2 separate regions of the Mus musculus genome follow, and region 1 is linked to region 2. A link is a loop called in an ENCODE intact Hi-C map of the cell type or tissue named here. Cell type or tissue: left cerebral cortex. All regions are shown on one strand.

Evidence for each region. A loop is a pair of places that touch in the nucleus more often than their neighbours do. Peaks named below come from ENCODE experiments on the same cell type or tissue, not always from the same donor. Only the 100,000 strongest peaks of a DNase experiment are listed, where the experiment ranks them.
Region 1: it touches region 2 in a loop (2.0-fold over the local background); 5 of 42 quality-filtered maps call a loop at or near these places.

Annotation. Positions count from the first base shown.
Region 1 is chr3:51,095,669-51,103,668 of GRCm38, reverse strand. No RefSeq gene overlaps it. Among named protein-coding and RNA genes, the nearest start is that of Gm29230, 10 kb to the right of the region's middle. In left cerebral cortex, a CTCF peak has its summit at 4,675; DNase peaks (open chromatin) are centred at 6,087 and 7,559; H3K4me3 peaks cover 338 bases; H3K27ac peaks cover 2,165 bases.
Region 2 is chr3:50,988,823-50,996,822 of GRCm38, reverse strand. No RefSeq gene overlaps it. Among named protein-coding and RNA genes, the nearest start is that of Gm35756, 50 kb to the left of the region's middle. In left cerebral cortex, no CTCF peak of the experiment used is centred here; DNase peaks (open chromatin) are centred at 2,979 and 3,939.

The DNA of each region.
Region 1 (8,000 bases), 110 kb before region 2:
TTATTGAACCCAGTGATCTCTACACTGGTATTAGTATATCCATAAGAGTCCTGGGAGGCATCATGTATTCCCCAATACTGAGCAAATCTTGAGATGCCAGTAAAAGAAGCCTTTCCAACTGCTCCTCCCTGGATAAAAATCAAAGGATTGAGTTCTGTACAACTGCCATTGACTCCACAAAGCACCCACTTGTGAAAGGGATGCATTCTAAAGTCCTGTATGAAAAGTACCTTTTTCATAACAAATTCCTTCTCTGGGTCATCTATCATGTTGGGAGAAAAGGAAAAGGTTTTACTCTGATCTGCCCAACGAGTGATGGAGGATTGACAATCAGACCAAGGCAGGATCAGCCCTTCATCTTCCAAACTACAATGAGGGGCTATTTTTGGTTGGTGTGGATGTTCTTTGTCTGAAAAGTTAGGTGGTAGAAATGTACCATTAACCCAATTTACCTCGTGCCAAAAGGTCTGATTTGTAAAGGTTATCTCTACATTGGAAGTATCTTGGGTTGTGCTCACCCAACCTCCTCGATGCTCATTAAACTTCCCCAAAGCTCGGGCTGTGAGGTTGATACAATTTCCTGGTCCATTAATTTGAAAACATAAAGAACCCTGTTCTAGTAAAGAGCGATTTTCTCCTAATGGTGCTCGGGTGGGATCATAGGGTAAATATGGCAAATCCACTGTTTTATTAGTAGTAAAGAATTTTGGAAAAACTATAGCATCATGGAGAACTGGCATTGGTTTAGGGAAAGTTGAGAGAATAGCCCATCTCTGCTCGCCCATTATACTAGGAACCTGAGACAAGTTCAGCATTGTCAGGATCAGGAACAGTCCTCAGGAGGTCAGCATCTTCTGCACCATCCTTGATGAATATCCTACGGGTGAGTCGTTCCAGCAGCCAAAATGGGTTGTCTTCACTCTGTGGAAAAACACAAACAGCTCCCCGGGATCTGATTAAGATAGGATCCGGGCCTTTCCACTGACCAGTTAAAACATCCTTCCATTTGACCATTTCTTTTGGTCTATCAGGGTCTGAGCTATGTCGCTCAGCTGCAGAGTGTCCCTGCTCGTCGAGATTCAAAAAATTAAGTGTAAAGAGTGCCATAGATACCACTACTCTTGGCACTGAGGGCAGAGTCTCATCAACTCCCCTTTTTGTTTTATAAGATAAGATTTGAGTGTGCGGTGGGCACGTTCCACAATGCCTTGTCCTTGAGGATTATAAGGAAGGCCAGTCAAGTGAGTGACATCCATTTGATGACAAAATTGTTGAAATTTAGTAGAAGTATATGCTGGCCCATTATCCGTTTTAAGAATTGTGGGCTTGCCCCAAGCACTCCACGCTTCTAGGCAGTGCTGTATAACATGAGAGGCTTTTTCACCTGTTAAAGGTGTGGCAAACATTACACCAGAGCAGGTGTCAATAGAAACATGTAAATATTGATTTCTCCCAAAGGAGGAAATATGAGTGACATCCATTTGCCAGACCTGTAATGGCCTGACGCCACGAGGGTTTACCCCTACATGAGGAGTAGGTAAAAATTGACCACTACCTCTGCACATAAAGCGGAGGTGCACTAGGACCCTGAAGCCGACAGTCCGGAGGCCGAGCAGCAAGCTGGCTTTCGCCAGCAGCTTTTTGCCTTTTTCTGGACTGAGTAGCTTACATTTTATCTTGCTGGTACCTTTCTCCCTTATAACGAACTGCTTCCTCCTCCGAGTCCATTTCTTCAGAGGCGCTAATCCCTTCATCTGGTTCTGAGTTACTAAGAGCTAGCTGCTTAAATTCATCCAGTGGCGGGTAGAGGCTCCTTTCCTTATGTGCCTCTCCAGCTCGATCTCCCTTCTTCTCTCCCTTTCCATCCCTTTTTCTTATCTCTCCCAAGGCATTCTTTCCTTTATATCTCTTTTCCTCGGGCTCAAGGCCCGTGGAAAGGCCTAAATTCTTCAGTGCACTTTGTTTCCTCTCTACTTTTACTTTCTCTCCCCGCTCTACCTCTGATAGACTTTCTTGAATTTCGTCCAGAACTTTCTGCCCCGCTTCTACCATTTGCTGACAATCCTCATAATCGCCGTGCAAACAATCAAAAGGGCTTCTAACTCTGAAGAAATTTCAAGATTGTACGTACCTTGTAGAGCCTTTTGTCCCACGGTTCTGATTCTGCCCCGCGAACGAGGGATCTTCCTTGCGCCGGTGTGATGACAGTTCCCGGGTTCTTCGGCGCCACTTATTGCGTCCCGCTCGACCGGCAAGAAAGACGCAACAAACCAGAATCTTCCGCGGCAAAAGCTTTATTGCTTGCTTCTCAGGAAGATCCCAAACCGGGAAAATGGCGCTGCTTTTATAACCCGCAGCGTGACGTTTCAGCACCTGATATGGCGTGACAGCTCCCGATTCGTTGCTTGCCCATCACCCCACTATTACACCCCGAGAATGGGAGTGACTAGGAGTGAATTCACTCTTGCACCTGCGTACAGGACTTGTTTACTAGTTAGGCACAGCGGAGGCCCGCGCCATCTTATAATGGCGATTGCTCGCGGCACACACGGCTCTCCTCAGAGATTACTGGCGGCACACATGCGATTGCTCGCAGCACGTACCGGCTTTCCACAGGAGAAGATAGAAAGAAGAGAACACTGTTGCTACAGGAACAGAGCTAGCATTGACCTAGACCAAAAGAATTCAGTCACCTGGGGGCATAGATTCTATCTCCAGACCTTGTTCATGGTGAAATTTACTTACTCAGGCAAGAGGTTTGCTTTGCATCCTGACCACAGACTAGTTTTTTTTCCCAGTAGCCACGGCTCATAAACAGGTAGAAGACCCTAGGGGCTCACTTTACAGTTGGGTCCACAGTTCACCCCATAAGCGCTGACCTCAGCTTCGTTCCATCCATGACGCATGCATACAACTTAACAACAGATGCTCCTTGCGAATGTGGTCTGCTTCTGAGAGCAGCAGCTTGCCCCGCTTCCCTTATAAACTCACGGGGGGCTCTATTCTTCTTCCCTTGTTTGAAATATGAGGTTGGTTATACCCTTGCTTTGATTCATAGAACCCTTCGTGAGGAAAAGGCCTTCAGAGACAAGGTGTTTTGACCTTTGACCCTGCCTGGTGATCTTTTTCCTCTTGTTCATGAACCTAACGAGTGAGAGACTGGGTGGCCCACGCTGGGAAATGATTAAAGGTGGCACTTTGCTCCGGTGTGGAGATGTAATCTTATTAATCTGCTATCAGAGTACATCTTGCAGGCAGAGAAATTTAATCTTGGTCACTCTCACATACCATATCTAGACAATTTATTTCCTCCTCACTGATCTAGGTTCTTGGACTATGGGGAAAAAATTCCTGGGCAGCTGCAGAAATTAAGGTGTGAGCTATGATAGGCATACACCCCGTGGCTCTGTGCTGAGCATGGCCATTCGGGACAGCACTTTCGACGACGGTGGTGGGCTAGCCATGGGGGTGAGGCTGCAGGACTTCCTTGGCAGCTAGAGGTCTGTGTGCCTGTGGAGCACAAGTACAGCGGAGTTGTTTATAAACAGCAATCAGGATTCTGTGGGCTCACAGCCAAACTGGCTCCATTTTTTTCTGGTTGTGTATAGGGTGGCTTAAAAAGACCCGCAGTATTTAGTAAATTAGGAAAATTATCTTTTACTCTCCCCCCTGTTATTTTGGAGGGTGGGGACTACTGGTGACCAAACACAGATCTTACACACTCTGTATAAGTGCTCCACCCCTGGGCTGTGTTCTGAGCCCTCTTTTAGGATTTTAGGAGCCCAGGCTCCTCTTAGAACTCAGTCTGCAGGTCAGCTCACTCTGCCTTTAAACTTTGAATCCTCCTGCCTCAGCCTCCTGACCACTTGGGATTACAGGTATGTACTAACAAGCTCTTTCATATTTCAATAATCAATTATCAGGGCATTTCAGAACCTTCATGGGTAGATATTGATAACTAATGTTTCCAGAATTCTTCTTTCTCCATAGTTCTTTGAGTGTCTGCGAGGGACAACTGGAGAGTTGGTAATACTCATGCCAGTAGCCAGTTAGGAACATTACGTTCTTTCTCTTTCCTTTCCTTTCCTTTCCTTTCCTTTCCTTTCCCTTTCCCTTTCCCTTTCCCTTTCCCTTTCCCTTCCCCTTCCCCTTCCCCTTCCCCTTTCCCTTTCCCTTTCCCCTTCCTTCCTTCCTTCCTTCCTTCCTTCCTTCCTTCCTTCCTTCCTTCTTTCCCTCCCTCCCTCCCTCCCCCTTCCTCCCTCCCTCCCTCTCTCCCTTCCTATTTATTTATTTAGTTTCTTATTTATGCTGGCTCACACTCAGGCTCTTTCTTCCTCAGTTTTTCAAGGGAGTATGGGGTAAGCCACCAAGCCTGGTGGAAATTTCTTACATTGTTTTAATTATGTGAACAATGTTTCTACAAGCATTAAAAATATATTCATTTCCTTGAAGTCGATTTTGTTTTTGTCCCACTGGCCAATAGTGCTGACATTCTTCAGAATAGGCCTTGTTTCCCTCACACCGTACTTCATGGTTTCTGAAGTAACACTAATTATCTTCCAATCCAAATTCATACTAGTACACTTCGAGTCGATGCTCAAGCTTTTAAAAGTATTCTAGTGTTAGAACAGGAAATTCTGTGAGATGCAGTTCTTCAGCTGGAAGACAGGGCTCATCACTCAGATACGTGGTGTGGAGGAGCACTCTGTATGGAGGACACGAGAGTGGAGGTGTTGGAAAGGGATGTTGTGTAGCCTCAAAAACCGCCAGCCGAGGTGAGAATGCTGGGCAAAGATGCACATGCCTTTAGTACAAGCACAGAGGGAAGGGCACCTCTCGGGGACTGTGGTCCTTGGGGGGTGGGGTGGGAATCCATGTTGGTGGTGAGCTCTCTCCCTCTGCACACCCGTGTGAGCACATGCATAAACACCTCCAACCTACGACTATCCTATTGTGAACCATAGCTTGAGCTGGTTCGGTAAGCCCTTGAGGAAGAATTCTTTTTTTGCTTTAAGATTTTTTTTTTTAATGTGTGTGAGCAACACACATTAAAACACCCGTTTTGCTTGCTTGTAGGCATGTGCACTGTAGAGGCCAGAAGAGGATGCTCTGTGGAAGTGCAGGCCCTTATGAGCTGCTACGTGGGTGCTGGCAACTGAACCTGGGTCCTCAGCAAGATCTCTCTGCCTCTATCCCGCCTCCCTCCTCACCTTCTTTTCCCTCCTGCCTTTCCTTCCTTCCTTCCCCACATCTAGGGACTAGGATTTATTAACTAACCATATTTAAAAATATTTTTAAGTATTTATTTTTATTTTGCGTGTATGAATGTTTTACTGGCATGTTTGTCTGTGCACCACACGTATCCCTTGTCCCCTTGGAGGCCAAAAGAGGGATTGGATCTGCTGGAATGGGAGTTACAAGTGGTTGTGAGCCATCACGTGTGGCCTGGGAACCGAACCCAGGTCCTCTGTAAAAGCATCACATGCTCTTAACTCTTTTATTTTTATTAGATATTTTCTTTATTTACATTTCAAATGCTATTCCCTTTCCTGGTTTCCCCTCTGAAAATCCCCTATCCCATCCCCCGTCCCCATGCTCACCAACCCACCCACTCCCACTTCCCTGTCCTGGCATTTCCCTACAGTAGGGAATGGAGCCATCACAGGACCCAGGGCCTCTCCTCCCATTGATGTCTGACAAGGCCATCCTCTGTTACGTATGTGGCTGGAGTCATGGGTCCCTCTATGTGTACTCTTTGGTTGGTAGTTTAGTCCCTGGGAGCTCTGGGGACACTCTTGAGCCACCTTTCCAGCCCCAACCTCCACACTTTTACCAGACCTGACTTCTATACAGGGTATCTCTCAGTAGGATAATACCAATATGAAAAGCCCACCAGACCTCTTTTCAGGTAACACTGAGAACTCAGTGGCGAGCAGGGATATTTTATAATTTTCCCTGCAGTGTTAGATTGGGTTGGCTTGGTAGGAAGTACCATGGAGAAGACGGTGTGTGCTTTACATCACCCTAAGAAAAGACACAAACCCTTCCCTTCCGCGCTTCTGGGATGACAAGCCCGAGTGCCTGCTCCATCTGCTCATTTCCATAAACAGCATCAGGACAGGGAGAGAAGAGCTAAAGGGATGCTTTTTGTGGATTTGTAATCTCGGGATAAAATGCAGATCCCGGAAACACATCCGAAGCTCCTGTTTATCCAGAGCGCAAACATCATCGCAGGCACTGTAGTTAGTGGTGAGCATTTCTCAGAGCACTGTCACTCAGGACTCCCACCCAGCCCTAAGGTCCTGTTTGGATCCTCAGGAAGACGTTCTTTCTTGTGCTCACTTTTAGTATTTGATTGATTTCATTTGGTTTTCTAATTTGCTCCCAGCTAATGGAGCCATACCTGGAATGTTTGATCAGCTGGTCCCTGAGTTTTCCTGCCATTTTTAATATGAATTGGATTTACTGCAAAGGAAAGCTCTCCATATTCTTTCTTGCAGATGCAACGTGGATGAGAAGATAGGAAGACTTTTCTTTCTAGCTTGTTGTTGTGGAAGGAGGAGGGGGGAGGGGGGAGGGAGGAGGGAGGAGGGAGGAGGGGGGAGGGGGAGGGAGGAGGGAGGAGGGAGGAGGGAGGAGGGGGGAGGGGGGAGGGGGGAGGGGGGAGGGGGGAGGGGGGAGGGGGGAGGGAGGAGGGAGGAATTGTCCTACCTACCGACTTAGTCCAGGGTTTAACTGCCCAAGGACAGAGTACTCACAAATGGTTAATTTCTAGACCCCCCAACTGCTTCAAGTGAAGAGACTGTCTTACTGGTCTAATTACTCTCTGAAAGCAGGTGGGACTGAGTCCCCAGTCTCTGCAGGAGACTCTCGCCCTCCCCTCCTGAATAGTTAGGCTGAGCCTCCTTTTAAATCCCCCAGCAGCCCTCTCTTCTGGTCGTTGTTATTTTCCTCCCTCACCTCTGGACAGTTCCTCACATTCACTTGAAACATCATCGCAGGAGAACTTGGCTTTGACAGAAGCCTCTCTGAAATTATTTTTTATCCCGTTCTGGCTTGCACTTGAATAATTCTCCATCAACGGCACGTCTGATTGAGTTGGCATCACAAACCCTTTTGTATGCTAGGCTTTTTTTTTTCCCTTCAAGAAATATTAAAGTCTGAATAAAATTGGAATAGCTGCCTGGTAATGATCTCATTATGTATAAATACAGAAGTGCTCGCAGGGGAGATAATGACTCCAGGACTCAGGTATGCCGCGAATACCTATTATCTTCCAAGGAGTCAGCTGCATCGAGCACACACGCTCCCCCAACATCCCTTTCAGTTTGAGGTTCAAGTCACAGAGAACGAATGGCTGATTGAAGCTGGGAATAGGGCTTCTCCCCTCCCCCGCCATGACATATGTTCCGAGATGAAAGGGACCTGGGCTGTGTGTTTACTCTTCATTTGGGGCTTCACATGTTCTGACTGATCGGAAAGACAAAAAGGCAGAAGGAGAGACATTTGGTGCTGGCTGAAACCCATATCCATTCTCGATGTGAGTTTCCTCGTTTGGTGCGGATAATTGTGATGAGACAGTTCTGGGGATAGACGCTACTAAAGGCTTTTTAAAAATAACAGGCCTGTCACCCAGTTTGAGTTCTTATGCAGCAAAAGAACAAACCCAGATGGAGGCAGTAGGAAGGCTGCAGGGTGGGAAAGGCCCCCTGAATGTGGGAGGCGACTGGTTATTAGTCCCAGTCATCTTTCCCAGCAGCCAGGATATAAGGAGATGTGTTCAGCACATTACAGAGAAAAATATATGGACATGTACATGCACACACAGGCTTCAATTCCCAATATGGGCTAAGCATCTCTGGAAAAATCTTTTGTTATTAGCATCAAAAGAAGGAACTGAGTGCAGTTGAGAGTGATAGGCTCAGACTCTGTTGTTGCCAAAGTCCCTGTTAGATCCTAAAAGGACCATTTATCTAAGGGTGGGGCTGGGGGGGCGTCAC
Region 2 (8,000 bases):
CATGAGGGGAGATTTGAACTTAGGTCTTCATGCTCGTGCAGTGGGTGCTCTTACCCACTGAGCCATCTTTGTAGCCCCCTTAAAAACTTCTTTACTTGGAAATCAAGCTGATAAGTTAGTAATGGAATTTGTCAGTGCTAAGCTTTGGGTATTTATGAAGAATGAAAACATTGAAAACTTTAGGATAGCAGGATTTTTATTCAGCTTATAGGGCCATAATTTTATGAAATAAAAGATAGCAAAAATACCTATAAATTGTGATGTAGATATACAACTTTACAGTAAAAATAGTTGAGCCCAATAGAGGGCTATTTGGAAATTTATGATGATGTATATTTGAAATAGAGACATATTTTAATGGATTGGATTCAATAAAATTGCAGAATTCAGTATTATGTGATAAATTCACAGATAAAATTGTCAACTGAACAATCTACATCAAAAGGTCAAAATCATCTAACATGATATGGAATTTAAAAAATTGTGTTCTGTAGTCCCTGTGAGCTCGATTTTCCAACTCAATGTGTAATGTTCTAGTTGGCCTGAGAAGTTTGGGAGCTTCAACTCTGGAACCTTCCCTGGCTTTCCCCATACCCTCTTTGGAGGATTGGTGGGTGAGAAAGGAAGTCTTGTTAACTTTCTGAGAGGAGGCCACAGACCAAGCTCTGCCCCGTCCCTCCTGCATAGCATCTGCTGACATCTGGCAGGGTAAGTGAGTGTCTTTTTTAACCTGACCTGGGGCCATGGACATGAAGCTAAGGGCCAAGCTGTGAGAGGAAGCTTCCACTCTCAGCTGGCACTGCTTGAGGCCACCCAGATCCAGAACACCGTGTGAAAGACACCTCTAATCTTCCAAGAGTCATCTGCCTTCAAAGAGCTGATTCTGTGCCTTAGTTTTAGTGCATGCAGCAATCAATCTTCAGAGAGTTGGATAAGAGTCCAGCTAACTAACCCTCTTTTGGAAAACTCTATGAACCTATAGAAAACTTAAGTGGAAAACTTCAGGAGGTTATAGTAGAGTGGCCCAGTGTGCAGTGATTTAGAGTCTTAGGTCTTTTCCATTGTGTTTTCCTATCCATGAAACTAGATATAGATGTGATCTGTAGAATTATACTTAGATCCAAATGGACTTATTGTTGTAGTAAACCACAGAACAGCTGAAATACCGTAAGACAAATACCGTAAGACAAATTTCCCGTAGAGCTTCGAAACCATTACAGAGTTGAACCACTCAGTCCAAGGCCTCCTACTTAGATGGTCTTGAAGAACTCACGGTGTCATAGAACACAGCGACACTGCAGCACGCAGATGCCCATTTGCTAACCCTTGCTTTTTCTAACTATCGTGTATAGGTCGTACTTTCATAGGCCTTGGACCTCGAATTCCCCATGACTAATAAATGCTTATGAAATGTAAGATAGATTGTTTATGTGAAATTCTTTTGTTTGTTTGTTCTTATACAAGGACTTATTTTGTAGTTCTGGCTAACCTGGAACTGACTCTATAGACCAGACTGGGTTTGAACTCATAGAGAGTTCTGCCTCTGTCTCCTGAATACCACTGTCATGCTCAGATGGGTCCTTCTGTTTTTCTCTAGTCTATTCAATATTATCAAGTGTAACTTTTTACACACACACACACACACACACACACACACACACACACACACACACATACACACATCCTCATAGACACTGAATTGTTTTCCCCTTTGAATCTCTCTCTCTCTCTGACTCTGTCTCTCTGTCTCTGTCTTTGTCTCTCTCTCCTTCCCTCCCTTCTCCACCTCTATGAATGTGCATACATAGGAGGCCAGTAGTACATGTTTATCCACCCCATGTTTTGAGACAGGGCATTTAGCTGGGACCCGGGCTTACTTGATAAGGTCAGCAAATGCTATGGAACCTCCCCTCTCAGTATCCCCAGCCTGAGACTGCAGATGTGCCTATGCCTAACCCAGTTGTTTATGTGGTTACTGGGGATTTAAACTCTGGTCCATGTACTTGTGCAGCAAGCATTTTATTGAGTGAGCATCTCTGTAGCCCCTCTTCAAACATTTCTACTGTGAGCATATCAAAAAGGAATAATATGGTATTTGGTATTTTGACATGTTTCCCCCAACTCTCTCATATGATGACCTGTCAATTTGGAAACTCTTTAAAGCATCTAGACGCTAAAGACAACCCCTGGACTAACAAGCCAGTGTATTTTTGCATTGATTTTCTAATTATTCTCCTGCCTCCTCTCTTCCCATCTTTCCAGTTTTCTATAGCTCCCAAATTCCCCGGCCAGGTGGCCGGCTGCCTTACTCCACCCTCTTCTCTGGATCCAGAATGCAAATAGTGATTACCTTTCTCATAAAGAGAGATTGAAATCTATTTTGGCTTTGATAAACATTCCTAGGCAATATACACAGAGAAGATTTGCTCCTGGGCTAGGGTCTTAATAGAACTCCATCTTATCAGGCATGTGTGAAGAAATGCTGAGCAGGACTGATTTGGGCTGCCTAATGTGGTAACACCCCTGCCTGGCTCGCTAAGCAGTGAGGCTCTTTAGCCTCGTTGTAACTCACTGAAAGTAGCAGTGCCCTGAGAACTCAAAGGAACAAAATTCAAGCTGCCTGCTCAGTCCTTAAGAAAATGGGGATCCGAACTGCTGTGTACTTGGGAGGCTGGCTTCCCTGTACTTCTTCAGCGACACGTTTCCAGTGGTCTTCTATCAGTTCCCAAACAGCTCCATCAGTTAGGAACTAAGTCTTTGGGAGACCACTCAAGATTTGAACCACGACATCCTCTCCAATCCGCCCCATCTTCCCTTTAATGCCCTTCTGGGCCTTTTGACATTCAGCTGTAGTCTTAGGAGTCATGACAGGAAGATGTTTTGTTCATAGAATCTCCAAAGATGGATGGCTTAGAATTACCATATTACTGAGTTTGGAGGTGGTGACATAGATGGGGCTGCATATTTATATTTCAAACACCCCCACAGAAAGAATCCAAGTGCCAAGAAATCATTTCAGCTTTATATTTCTAAAGGCTACGATAAATAACAGAATCACATAATTCACGGCTTGATAATTATGTAGCATCGGTAATCCCCCACATCTCTCGGCTGACAGATATTACTAAAAAGAGTGATCCAACCCAAAGGACACATGGGCTAAGAAAGCATACTATTAGGATTCTGTGCGAGTGCCTGTTTTTGTAGGGAAAAAAACCTGAGGCTTTTCAATTCTAAACACTGCAAATTTCCACTAATTTAATTCTGTTCCAGCTAAATGACCAGGTAGTTTAGCATTGCCCAGTCTCGGTTTATTTCTTTTGGAGGGTTACTCTCGTCCTCTTTTGGACTTTTTTGCTTTAGAGTGTGTGTGTGTGTGTGTGTGTGTGTGTGTGTGAGCATGCACTCTCGTGTGTGCACACTGGAAATCAGCAGAAAACAGCCAACATCATTCTTTACTTTTATATATTTATAGCTACATCTACATATATACATACATACTCGCGTGCGCACACACACACACACACACACACACACACACACACACACACACACACACAGTGTTTACCTGGGACCCAGGACTTGCAGATTAGTGTAAATAGGGTGGCAGCTAGCGCCAGAAAGGCACCTGCTTATGTTTCCCAGGAACTGGGATTACAAGCCTGCATCACTACACTCAGCATTTCACATGGGTACTGAGGTGTAGAACTCAGGTCTCCATGCGTGTAGCTGGTATTTATTTAATGAGCTATACCCCTCCCTCATTGTTTTCCTTTTGACCCACTCTCTGTCTTGAGGCAAGATTAATCCCCCTTTTGGGTTAGGGGTAGTTACTTTATTAGCTGCCTGGCTGGCTTTAGTATTGGGATGCTGGTTTCCATGAGAATCGACAGAGTTTCTGGGGGAAGTGTGTGCTTGTGGGAAGTGTGACTGATGAAGTCCTGGGCTCTGCAGGGCACGCCTGGTTTGGCACAGTCACTGGAGCTCAGAGGCTGGCTCGATGATGAGTCTGGCTTGCTAGAGTCACTTCTTGCACTTCTTTCTCGGCTGGGGACATTTATTCAGGAATCTCTGCCATGGCAGGCTGAGTGAAAGGGGTCACCTTGGTGTGTATGAAGCAGCGGCTCACATCTATCAATCCCAGATGTGGGCACGGTTAAGCCTGCTGCTTGAGAAGGGACAGACTCATTCCCTGGGCTGAGATTTATCTGATGCCTGCTATCAATTGCACTTAAATCTCCGTCCCCCACCTGCACTTCCTGCTGATGTCTAAGGCCTCTTTTGCACACTTCAAGTATGAAGACTGCAGTTACGGGAGGCAGAAAGGTTGAGTGGAGGTCAGGTCTATAAAAACATCAGGGGAAAGCTTGGGTAGGTTGAAGAATTAGTATAAAAACATTTTAAAACCAGTTTTTCTCTGCCTGGCTGTCTGGCAAAAACCATATTTTTTTCCCCAAAATGAACTTAAATCCAAATAAAAAAAAAGGAATGCTGCCTCTTAGTCTAAGCTAAAGTCACACAGCACCCTACATGTGTGTTTGATTGCGGCCATCTTACATATTGATAAGAATTATAGCATGATTCTTCTCTTTCGGAGATGTGTTTTCTGAGGAGTTGCCACTAACATGGAGAGGCTCTCCCCCCCAGATATGGAACAGGGATATTCAAAGCCGAGCTTCCCCCCTGGCTGCTTAAGGATTGCCTGTCATCAGGAACAGCTTAGAAAGCTAACCTCAGACAGGAAAGTTCATGACCAACACCACTTAAGAGAGATTACATGGTCATCCGTGTCCTTTAGCCTGGGCAAGAAACGGAACGTGAGGCAGAATTTCAGGGAAAAACTGGCCAGAGTACACAATCTCACTTGAGTTTTCTTTGAAGTTGAATTCAGAGCCCATTTTGGTGGTAAGGAGACAACTGGATCCCTTAGATGATGCAAAGAATATTGAATTATGACCTAAGAGGCCTGCATTTAAAAACAAAAACCAAAAAGAACCCCAGGGAAACATTGAAAGGAATGGAAGGAGAGACAGAGGAACTAGAGAGCCTGCAAGGGTTGAGGTTGGTGCGTAAATGTGATGCAGGAGACAGACATTCTAGCTGATGGGCAGAAGGAGGAATACAAACTGGTGCAGTCCCTATGGAAATCAGTGGAAGTTTCTCAAAACACAAAAGCCAGGGAGACCATATGACCCAGCTATATCACTCCCGGGCATGTGCCGGAAGGACTCCACCCCACCCCTGAGATACTTACACATCCCTAGCTATTACTGCTCTTTTATATAAAGAAGAAGGAAATCCAATCATCCTAAATGTCCATAAACAGATAATTAGATGATAAAAAAGTGGTACATGGACACGGTGAGACTTTATTCAACCATAAAGAAAAATGATATGAAAATCTCAGGAAAGTGTATGGAACGGAAAAACAAAATTGTAAGTGGGGTGACAAACCCAGGCTCAGAAGGACAAATGCGGAGTGCTTCTCCTCATATGAGGATCTCAGCTTCTGACTTTTATACACGGATATCTGTGTTTCCGGAGCGAGCGTGTGCAAAGTTCATGATAATAGAAAGGAGATGGGGAGACTTGAAAATGTGGTCTTGAAGAAGAGCGTGGGAGGGTAAGAGAACATTACCCTTACGTGTTACGATAGGGAAAAGGGAACACCGGGGTGGGGGTAGGGGTGGGGGTGTGTGTGTGTGTGTGGCACATGCGCAGAACAGAGCACGTGCAGAACAGCACAGGGAGATGACAGGTTAGGAAGGGAGATCCCCGTAAACCAAGTGTGGCCAGAGACCGTTGCTTTGTTTACTTATTGAACAAAAAGTGACCCAGGGTGAGGAACCCCACAATTTCACAATGACTTTGCAAAACTCTCACAAAAAACGATTGGAAGATTGTGAAATCTTGACCAGGAAAGAGAGGAAAATCCCGAACTAGCCCTTCTTAAGCTTTCTCCAGGGGGCTCTCTTTCCTATACTCCAAGGCAGCCCGGTGCTTCCTTCACTGGAGAGGTCTGAACGTCTGGTATCCGGTCCCATTTTCTAGCGTTCCAGAGCCCAGTCCTTTCTCTCAGCCCAGTGTTTCCCATGCTCCCCTTGGTGGTGAACAACCCCCCCCCCCCCCCCCCCCCCCGGCTTGGCACAGTAGTGATGGGGCGCCCTCTGCCCTTAAATGCTAACAGAACATTACTTTAGTGTTAGGGCTCCCGGGATGCTTGGAATATGCTTTTGTAACAGTCAGCTACTAATGTTTCAGTGTCTTAGACACAGGAGGTTGCGGTGCTTCAAGTCCATGCTCTGCGTCCACATTGTAGGCTGGCTAAGGGACTCTCCCCTGTATCGTGTTCATTTTCCTTAGAATGGCACACCGTTTCATACGTTTTCTGTCATATGAGTTTTCACAGATTGTGGGAACAAGCTTTCCATCATAAAATATCTGAGATAGTCAGTGGAGAGGTGGCTCTTAGTTTTGGAGGGGTGGGGTCTGGGAATCACTAGCCCCATTGTTTGGACCACATTATGGTGGAGAATGTAGAACAGAGTAAAACCAGCCATGTACCCAACAGGGGCCAGGGCTTCAACACAGGAGCACTTGCGGGACATTCTCACCAAACTGCAGCTCAGGTGGATATTTTGCCAAATACTGTGTCTCGGGGCAATCAATATCACCAACATTGCAGGTTCTGAGAGTAATTTCCTGCCTGTCTCATGGTGTAACCTTCATTTTAGATTTCTAGTGTTACAGTAGACTTCCGCATGAGTTCCATTCCCAGGACCCATGTGAAAGAGGCATCTGTGGGAGTGGTGGCACTCGTGGTGCCAGTACTGGGGAAGAAGACACAGGGAGATCCTTGGGTCAGAGTAGCCTGGTAAGTTTCAGGCCAGAGAAAGACTGTCTCCAAATAGCAAGGTTGATCTCTGGCCTTACCTGTATACACAAATATACAAATACACAAATACACACACACACACACACACACACACACACACACACACACACACACACACACACACAGAGGGAGGGAGAGACAGACAAAGACACACAGAAAACAATTAAAAACAATTCTCCATGTCTTAATTGACAAAGGATTATTTCTTAGTGCTATTACAGTAGTTATTTTGGGTTAGGAGACCCAGGCTGATGGATGCCAAATACACACTTTTAGAGTTAGTTGCCAAGGCTAATGTCTCTGTTAACTGTTGTTAAATACAAACAAGTTTTTATCTTAGTAGTGATAAAAATCACTATTCATTTATTTGCTAATTTGCAACTTGGCTTGTGTTTGTTTGGGTGACGGTTATTCTGGCCACTTGAGTACATTGGTTGGTCTCTGTGTGTGTGTGTGTGGGGAGGGGCATTTGGTGCTCGCTGGTCTCACTCACGCGGCTGGGGATCCCTGGGAAAGCTGTGTCTCATTAAGGTGTTTCATCCTTAATGGAATCTGTCCTGGCCTTGAGTGCACCTCAGCTTTGTCCCAAGTAAGAATGAGAGGTCATATGCCAAGGCTTCTTGTGAGCTAGCTCAGATAGCAGGGAAGAAACAAGTTCCAGCGTTTGATGTCAGAAGACTCAGAGAATTTATAGCTATTTTTTAAAGTCCACCATAGAAGGAAAATGAGACTGCAGCATATCACTCACCTGTTCTTAAATCTGTCTGGACATACCAATTGTTCCATTTTCTCACATCCCATAAGCTCCTGCAAGTCATATATGACCATTCTAATCTCAAGGGAGGGTGCAAAGTGGACTCACCTTTGTTTAGCAAGTAGAAAGCTGAAAATATTTGGACATTAGGAATAATGATGTTAATACGTTTTTCTTTTTCTTTTTTTTTCTCTCTCTCTCCTTCCTTCCTTCCTTCCTTCCTTCCTTCCTTCCTTCCTTCCTTCTTTCTTTCTTTCTTTCTTTCTTTCTTTCTTTTTCTTTTTTTTTTCTTTGAGGCAGGGTTTCTCTGTATAGCCCTGGCTGTCCTGAAACTCACTTTGTAGACCAGGC